Regions from separate parts of the Mus musculus genome. Here region 2 is linked to region 1. Evidence: chromatin loops called from intact Hi-C (ENCODE). Cell type or tissue: heart. All regions are shown on one strand. Links, peaks and the distances in the headings refer to the core of each region. The heading gives the core; the rest is flanking DNA.

What was found. Peaks named below come from ENCODE experiments on the same cell type or tissue, not always from the same donor. Only the 100,000 strongest peaks of a DNase experiment are listed, where the experiment ranks them.
Region 2: a loop joins it to region 1, with 3 times the contacts of the local background. A loop is called at or near these places in 6 of 42 quality-filtered maps.

The regions. Positions count from the first base shown.
Region 1 is chr9:62,845,369-62,850,042 of GRCm38, forward strand. It overlaps Cln6 (ceroid-lipofuscinosis, neuronal 6), which reads left to right. Exons shown (of 7, transcript NM_001033175.3): 3 at 586-684; 4 at 1,598-1,786; 5 at 2,217-2,272; 6 at 3,741-3,863. It also overlaps the pseudogene Gm10653. Among named protein-coding and RNA genes, the nearest start is that of Cln6, 8.9 kb to the left of the region's middle. In heart, for the core only: a CTCF peak has its summit at 2,492 (motif pointing right); DNase peaks (open chromatin) are centred at 2,513 and 3,453; H3K27ac peaks cover 638 bases.
Region 2 is chr9:63,107,351-63,112,024 of GRCm38, forward strand. It overlaps Gm35658 (a long non-coding RNA gene), which reads left to right. Exons shown (of 3, transcript XR_870837.2): 3 at 1-883. Among named protein-coding and RNA genes, the nearest start is that of Gm35658, 16 kb to the left of the region's middle. In heart, for the core only: CTCF peaks have their summits at 1,345 and 1,986; DNase peaks (open chromatin) are centred at 1,401 and 2,061; H3K4me3 peaks cover 1,397 bases; H3K27ac peaks cover 1,884 bases.

The sequences.
Region 1 (4,674 bases), core at 1,209-3,708:
CAGCAAAGGGGCAGGTTACAAAATTAACATACCCAAATCAGTAACCTTCTTCTATACCAGGCAGGTACAGTCCCATTCACAGTAGCCTGGAAAACAAAACAAAAAAAATGCCTTGAAATAAACCTAAGCAAGGAGTGAAAGAGCCACACGGACCTGCACAGCGGAAGGTTCAGCAGGCATTCGACGCTCCGGGCAACCAGTGAAATAAAACAGATGTGACTATGATAGTGTAGTTTGGGTTTAAAAAAAGGCCAAAGGAAAAAAGAAAGGTTTTCAAATTATGAAGGATTTTAGATTGTAAATGTGTTTTGTCCTTAGATGGAAGATTAAATAAAACATAAAACTTTAAAAAATAAAAATTGGGGGGAAAAGTGCTATCATGTAGAGGGGCCTGGATATCTGTGTATCGTTTATGACTGGGACAGTCCACTTATTGACTGGGGGACTCAGTTTCTCTCTGGGAGTCCATTAGGTCTGGGACTGCTAAAGGGGTTCCAAGAGAACACAGGAAGCGAAGCGCTCAGTGTCTGAGGGGCTGGTGTCAGTGGCCTGCAGGCCTCCCTGTGAGTGATGCTCTCTCCCCAGCTGGTATTCCCGATCCAGTGGTTTCCTCTCAACAAGCCAAGTGTCGGGGACTACTTTCACATGACCTACAACATCATCACGCCCTTCCTGCTGCTAAAGGTACAGACTGGCCTGTCTCCCTCCCATCCTCTCCGCCTCCCCCTCCCCTTCCCTCTCCCTCTCTCTCTCACGCATGCATGCGCGCACACCCGTGTCATAAGCTGTAAGCTGGTTCAGTGGGTCGGGGGCTGCCAAGCCTGATGGCCTGACTTTCCTCCCCACATGACAGAAAAGAGAAACAATGCCCACAGATTGCCCTTTGACCTTTACATGTGTACCCATATACATACGCACAAGAAATCGGTAAATGTTTCTTTAAAAATGAGGGCTGGAAAGATGGCTCGTCTGTTAAGAGTGCTGACTGCTCTTCCAGAGATCCTGAGTTCAATTCCCAGCAACCACATGGTGGCTCATAACCATCTGTAATGGGATCTGATGCCCTCTTCTAGTGTGTCTGAAGACAGCTATGGTGTACTCATATACATAAAATAAGTAAATTTTTACAAAAAATTTAAAATGAAAGACATTTCAAATCTCTAACAGTAGGAGATTACAGTGGCCTCAAGATTCAGTTTCTGTGGTTTTTAGAACTTCCACGCTCATTTCATACACCCTGACATTTTCTGTTTGCTAGGGCCTGCCACTCAAAACTCAGATCTGTGCATCATGCTAGCCCACCTAAGGCACACATAGGACACACTGAGGTAGTGGAAGGGCCAGGCCTGGTCAGGACGCCTACCTTGAAGCTCTGATCCCGCCTCTAACTCTTCCACCTCATGTTCCTGGAGAGGAAGTGTGAGTTCGTCAGACCCTGCTGGGTTTACACTCCACCATGATCAGTAGCTAGGCTGCCCTGCTAAGGAACTCACAACTTCCAGAGGGACTTTCTATCCCGTTTTTTTTTCTGAGGGAAGGGTTATCACACATCGTAATTGAGGCAGGGGCATGCCATGGCCCTCATTCTTCACCTCAGCTTATTGAGCGGTCCCCCCGAACGCTGCCGCGGTCTATAGTCTATGTCAGCATCATCACTTTCATCATGGGAGCCAGCATCCACCTGGTGGGAGACTCAGTCAACCATCGCCTGCTCTTCAGTGGGTACCAGCACCACCTGTCCGTCAGAGAGAACCCCATTATCAAGAACCTCAAGCCGGAGACTCTGGTGAGGCTGCCTCCCCTGCCAGTCCTCATGACTCCTGTAGCCCAGGCTGACCATAGATTGTATAAGTCGGCAAGGGTGACCTTGAACTCCTGATTCTCCTGTCTACCTCCAAATTACAAGCATGCACCTAAGTGAGGGAAGGCACTGTTGTCTACTGTCACCCAAACTAGTATGCTCCTAATTGCAAAGGGACACGGTGTCTGACTGGCTGTGGGGTGCACGTCTATAACCCCAGCACTCAGGAGACTAAGGGGATTGCTACAAGTTCAAGACCGGCCTGGTTTATATAGCAAGACCCAGTGACTGGCTCCTCATGGCCCATCTGGTACCCTAGGGAGGGAATGAGAATGGTGTGTGTGGGTGGAGGGTAGAGAGGGGGGCAGGGGTGGGTCCCAGCCCCCCTCACTCTGCCACCCCTGTGCCTTCTCAGATCGACTCCTTTGAGCTGTTGTACTACTATGACGAGTACCTGGGCCACTGCATGTGGTGAGTGACCGGCTGACTGCTCTAGGTTCCATCCAGGGTCCAGGCACCAAGAGATACTGGACAAGGCTCCCTGGATCCCAGGTCTCCAGCTATTGAGTGGAACATCTGGGATGGTATTCTCTGCTCAGTGAAGGTTTTATGAGTGGGACCCCTGGTCAGCATGCTAGGAAGACCCAGCTACTTTCCTTTGGCCTTAAGGGGGCCTCCTAGAGCCTCCTTCCTACATGAAGTTCCCACAGCGGCCACTAGAGGGCAGCAAGCAGATGCTCGTCCTCATGAGCCTGGGGTTGGGGAGGGTGGAGCCTAGTCCTGATAAACAAACACACAGAGAGTTGTGGGTCTGGTGCAGGAGACAGTTGTGGGCGTAGAAAGCTGAGAAGATCCAGCAGGGCCAGGTCTGGGTGCCACAGATTGTATTCCCCATCTTAGAACATTCTCCCAGGGGAATCTCTCTACCATCGCCACTACTGCTGCTCTCAGGAAAATCTCAGGCATGAGAGGTCAGAGTCAGAGACACAGGGCTCAAGTAAAGGGTTTCCTCTTCCTTCATCCTACACAAGATGAACTAAAGCCAGAGGAAAGAGGTGAGAGCAGTTGTTAGCTAGGAGGTGATGGGCTAGCACTGCGAGGCGCTTCCCTCCACACATGCCCAGCACTGGTGTCTCTGGGTCTGTCTGAGGTTATAGGTCTTCATCCTCTTGGTTCAGAAAGGCCTCTCTTGCCAGCTCTTCCTGACCTTGACAGATAGATGACTCCTCCCTTTGGAAGTAGGGAGAGGAGGAACAAGCTGAGAACTCAGGAGAGGTTGGGGGGGTGGACTGGGGATTGAGGGTCGGGGTGTCACTGGACAGAAAACGGTTGCATGTGAGCAGGAGTGATGAGCAAGTGTGCCTGTGTGTGCCTGTGTGCTTGCGCACGTGTGTGTGTGTGTGTGTGTGTGTGTGTGTGTGTTGGAATAGAAAGGGAGCCCTCCGTGTGGAGGGGGAGAAGCCATACTCTCGGATGGGATAGAGACTGTGGGCTGAGGGTGAGTGAGGGCCTTCACAGCTCTCCTTGGCTCCCCCAGCACTGTGTTCTCTCAGACCTCAGCCCTGCTGGGTAGCCCAGTAGCCAGGCTAGTGTGGCACTGGACTTGCTGGTATTTGAGGGACATGGATGGGACAGAGCCTCTCATCCCCTCATCTCCATGTGGAATGAAGGACAGGGCGGGCACCAAGCCCAGAGAGGGAAGGCAGGCAGGAGGTGGTTACCATGGCGCCCACTCCTTCCCCTCAGTTTTAACACAGGAGCCTTTGCATGAGAGTTACCTTTTAGTTTCTGTTCCTCCCACCTTGACTCTTAGGGCAGAAAAGGCTGGAAGTAGAGCAGTGTGCATGACATGCCAACACGGTGACACACTAGGACCAGTGGGAAGGTGGTGGGGACAGCCCCTGGCCAGGCGTGTGAAGCTGTTGCCTCTCTGTCACAGGTACATCCCCTTCTTCCTCATCCTCTTCATGTACTTCAGTGGCTGTTTCACCACCTGCAAGGCTGAGAGCCACATGCCAGGACCTGCCCTGCTCCTGGTGGTGCCCAGTGGTCTGTACTACTGGTGAGTGGACATTGGCACATGGGGTGGACAAAGGGCACAAGCACTAACTGAGCCACCACAGTAAAAGCCCACACATAGAAGCCGGGCGTGGTGGCGCACTCCTTTCATCCCAGCACTCGGCAGGCGGATTTCTGAGTTCAAGGCCAGCTTGGTCTACAGAGTTCCAGGACAGCCAGGGCTACACAGAGAAACCCTGTCTCGAAAAAGACCAGAGAAAGAGAGAGAGAGAGAGCTGTTGCTAGACACCTTGAGAGGTGGGGATGTTTATGTTGTTACCCTCAAAAGGGAGAAAACAGCCTTGAAGTTGTCATTCAAAGTTGTTGCATGATGTCCCCAAGGTCCCAGACCTTGGTTGTAAAGCTGGAGTCCCTTAAGTGAACAGGTCGGCATTAGGGTGCCCTAGAGGCAGACAGGTAACCTTGTAGAAGCTACCAAGTGCCTCTGAGTGTTCTATACGCGGGGTTGCAACAACTCTAGATGTCAGTGGTCCAGCCTTCAAGGGGACAGTAATGACAATAGTCTCCATGTCTTGGGATGGAATCCCCAAACTCAATTGTCTCCAGAAACCAAGCTGGCAAGAGATGAGGCCCCAGGGAGTATGCGAACTGAGACCATGTGTTGCACGGTGTTCTCTGCAAAGAGTGCATTCTCTTGCTCCTCCAGAGCCAGTTTTTATCACGTGGAAGTGTTCTAATGCGGTAAGAAAAGCCAGAGAGATGGCTCAGCAGTTAAGAGCAGATTGCTCTTCCAGAGGTCCTGAGCTCAAGTCCCAGCAACCACATGGTGGCTCACAGCCATCTGTAATGGGATC
Region 2 (4,674 bases), core at 729-3,228, 260 kb after region 1:
TTGTCAAAATGGACAGCAAGATGGCTTGGCAGGAAAAGATGCTTGCGACTAAGCCTGTGTTCTATACAGGGTAGAAGGTAAAAGCTCCCCCTGCAAGCTGTTCTCTAACCTCTACACACACAGTAATGGTACATCCACACCTTTCCCTCACAGGAAATTCATTAATTAATTATTCTTAGGGTTCCAATTTCTGTGATGAAACACCATGACCAAAGGCAACGTGGAAGGAAAGAATTTATTTCAGCTTACACTTCCACATCAGTCCATCACAGAGAAGTCAGGGCAGGAACTCAAAATTGAGCAGGACCATGGAGGCAGGAGCTGATACAGAGGCCATGGAGGGCCACTAATCACTGGCTTGCCCCTTGCGACTTTCTTACCACATCCAGGATCATCAGCCCGCAGGTGCCACCATCCACAATGGCTGGGTCCACTCATATAAACCATCAATCAAGAGAATGCGCCATAGAATGAGTCTATTAGTCAACCTGGTGGAGGTATTCTCTCTTTTGAGGTTCCCACTACCAAAATTACTCTAGCCTGTGTCAGCTTGACATAAAAATTAGCACATAAATTTAGTAAAAAAAAAAAAAAATCAAAATTAACAAAGATACCATAATTTTCAACAGTTGTAGACAATTCAAAAGGTGAATTAGTAAACTGAAGTTCAACAGTTCAACAATACCATGGGATATAATTAAGCAGACTTAATAAATGAGCTCTCAGCTATAAAAACAAAAACAAAAACATGAAAGAAACTTAAGAACATACTACTTAGTGAAGGAAGCCATTCTGAAAAATTCACAAAGGGCACTGTGGAATAAACAAAAACATAGAGATGAAAACATAAAGAAATAAAAACAGACAAAACCAGAAAACTACAGTGCTGCTCTGGGGCTGTGTCTTATTTTTCTCCCTGACGAAAGCAATTTGAGAGGGAAAGGGTGCATTTTTGCCACAGTTCAAGGTGGAGAAGTCAACTCATCTGCTGCCCAGCTCTGGCTCTCCATGTACTTGGTCCAAGATCCTAGCGCCAGGAATGATTCTGTCCACAGTGGGTGAGTCTTCCCACCTCCATTAAAAAAAAGTCAAGATAGCTGGGCGTGGTGGCACACGCCTTTAATCCCAGCACTCGGGAGGCAGAGGCAGGAGGATTTCTGAGTTCGAGGCCAGCCTGGTCTACAAAGTGAGTTCAAGGACAGCCAGGGCTACACAGAGAAACCCTGTCTCAAAAACCAAAAAAAAAAAAAAAAAAGTCAAGATAAGTCCCCACAGGCATGGCCAGAGGCCCATCTTGGGGTAACTCCAGAGCTTACCAAGTTGACAATTAACATTAACCAGCACAGGCTGAAGGGGGAGCAGGATTCTGCAGTGACGGCTGCCTTTGCCAAAAGCTGATGACTTTTCAGTACAGATCGGCCCTTCAACCGAGTAGTGAATAGAAATGCAGAGATTCTGTGGATCCAGGGTTAGAAAAGCAAAAAGCCAAACCAGAGGAGCTGGGGATGCTGGGAAAGAGGCCCGAAAGGGTATCCTACAAGTTTCTGTTAACCTAAAACTGCTCTGAAAAGTGGGTTAAATATCAACTGTACAATGGTGGGACCCCATTGTTAATCCATGTGGCCATGCGTGCAAATACTGGGCAAAGTATGGGGATGGGGGGCGTACAACCAAAACGAAAGGCTATGGTCTACTGTGGGATCACAGGAGCTCACTCTGCAGGCTCTCCTTGTCCTTATTTTCCAGAACAGGAAGAGCTAGGGGCGGCAGGGAGAGCAGGAGCGAGCTGTGCGCTTGCTTGGCGGGACGCCTGTCCTGGCCAAGCATCACTAACCCGACAGAGGATTCCTTGCGTGCAACTGCGGGTGCACACCCCGGCCGGTGCGGGCGGTCCCCGAAGGCCGGTCTAGGGCCCACGATGTTCTCGCGCCCCTTTGCGGGAAGCAGCCGCTGGGTCATCCCCGCAGTGCTTTCGGTTTGCTGGAATGTTCCCCCAACTGCAGAAGTGCACTTTGTTCCCGAGTGGGGGAGGGGCAGCAGGACTCAGCTCCAGGGCGCCCTAGGACTTGGAGGGCGGCCAGCTTTCCGTTCCCAGGGTGCCTTCTGGCGGGGGCGGGGGTTGTCTGCATCCCAGCTGGGCAGCTGGAGGATACTGGACCCGCCTGGACTTCAGGGCCAGCCCTGCCACCCACTAGCTTCATGTTCTGCATCAGGGGTTTGATTTCCTCATTTGCAAAATAGGGACCTGAATAATGTTGACAGCACGCACTACCGGCCTCTGCCGTGTTCCTCTGCGTGTACCTTCCTCCCAATATCCCTTTGAAGTGATACTGTTAACGTAATAAGGTAATTATACTATTAGTTGGATAATTCTCCCTGGCTGCCCACACCCTTTGAACATCACAGATGCTCTGGTCACTGAAAGGCTGGCCCAGCCTCCTCCCAGTAATAAAATGTGTACTATTATTTTCACTTTAAAGATGAAGGCAGAGAAGCTAAGAACAGGTAAGTCACTTGTGGAATGGCACAGTTCCCAAGTGGCCGGGCCATCCAGACATAAACGCAAGCAGTCAGCTGGAGGCTTTCCAGCTCTTAAAATGCAAATACTGCCTTCCTACTGCTGGTTCCTGGAGGCCCTTCAAATTCAGATAAATATACTTATTCAGTCATTTCAGGCTGGGTGTGGTGGTGCATGCCTGTAATCTCAGCATTCAGGATGCTGAGGCAGGGGGAATGCATGTTGGAGTCTAGCCTGGGCTATACAGTTAAGTCTAAAACCAGCCTGAATTATAAAGTGAGAATTTGTCTCAAAAATATGAAAAGTTTGTATGTGGACGCTTAGCAGGTATAAACCTTAGGACCTGAGTTCCATCCCAGGAACCCATGATGGGAGGAGAGAAGTGATCCTTGCATGTCCGCAGACCTCCACACACGTTAACAGTCTCCTTCCTCCCTTCCTTCCTCCCTTCCTCCCTTCCTTTCTTTCTATATTTACTTTTGAGAAAGTCTCACGGTATAGACTGGCTGTCCTAGGACTTGCTATGTAGGGCAGGGTGGCCTGAAACTCGGAGGTCTGCCTGATTATGCATCCCAAGAGCTGCATGCACCACCATAATGGAAAATATATGCACTTTTATAAAAATCAAAAGTAAATGAAGCAGGCCTCCCAGCACTTGAAAATAAATGCATGCCAATCACTGTGATCTCCAGGTCAACCAGAGGTACTCAAAGGATCTAAAAAAAAAAAAAAAAAAAAAAAAAAAAAGAAAGGAAGAAAAGGAAAAAAAAAAGAAAAAGAAAAGAAAGGAAGAAAAGAAATCCAAATGAGTAAGTAAAGAGAAGCCGAGAGAGACAGTGCTGTACACACAGCCCTTTCTAAGGGAGGGATTGTTACTAATACTTCTTACTAAGGAATGGTGCTTATCACCATCTCAGACCTACCATTCTCAAAATACCTCTTAATACTTCCTGCGTATGTGTGTGCATGCAAGGGTGTGTGTGTAAGGCCAGGATCTTGCATGTTAAATCATGCAAGCATGCTTTTTCACCTGGCTACATCCCCCAGACTGACTGCTTCCTTTTATTGTATTTCCTAAGAATGTGGCCTCCTCCAGTGGCTGATGGTACAGGCTAGCCTTGAAGGACAGGAGCCAACTTGGGTAATTCAAGGAGCTTTCAAGCTGTGAGGGTGTAATGAGCAGCAGGTAACATGTCACACCCACTGTGGAGTCTCTCCTGGAGTTCAGCTACCTCCTGCACTGTGCCTGTGGAACTCCTGCTCGCTCCTGCACGCTCGAGAGTGCGCGCGCACACACAGACACACAGACACACAGACACACAGACACACAGACACACACACACACACACACACACACACACACACACACACACGCACGCAGACTGCATGCAGAAGGCAGAGGTGGCTGTGGGTCAGCTGCCCTTCATTATAAACAAATGGGAGGTTGATGTCAAGGCGCACTTGTGTGTTGTCACAGGTGCATTTACCATCCTCTGTCACAGGACTGAGAAGCCATGAGTAGTCACTCATGTCCATCTTCTTCCTGTAAGTGTGAAGTCTACTGATGTTTTGATGAAACTGGTCCTGCACTGGGAAAAATAAAAGAAACGTATAGACTTATGGTGATCGGATTGTGAGTATTTGATGAATCTTGGTGCTTACTTGGGGCCACTCACACTTTTTCAAAGCCCCACCCCAATCCCCCCCCTTTTTTAAATTATTATTTATTTATTATATGTAAGTACACTGTAGCTGTCTTCAGACACTCCAGAAGAGGGCGTCAGATCTCGTTACAGATGGTTGTGAGCCACCATGTGGTTGCTGGGATTTGAACTCCAGACCTTTGGAAGAGCAGTCGGGTGCTCTTACCCACTGAGCCATCTCACCAGCCCCCCAACCCCCTTTTTAAGATTTAATTTTTAATCTCCCTCTTTCCCTCTCCTCCTCCCCTGTGTGTGTATTTGTGTGTGTGCTCGTGCCCATGGAAGCGGGAAAAGAGTCAACTCCTCTTAACTACAAAGAAAAGGCCAATGGTGGTGTCATTTGTGGAAAGAGCGCTATCAGAGCTGAGGTTCTGCGTTTTATTTAAGGAGAAAAAGCTACTGAGTTCAGAAACGAAGTGAGTCCCATTGATGTAGACTTCTGTGGAGGGAGAG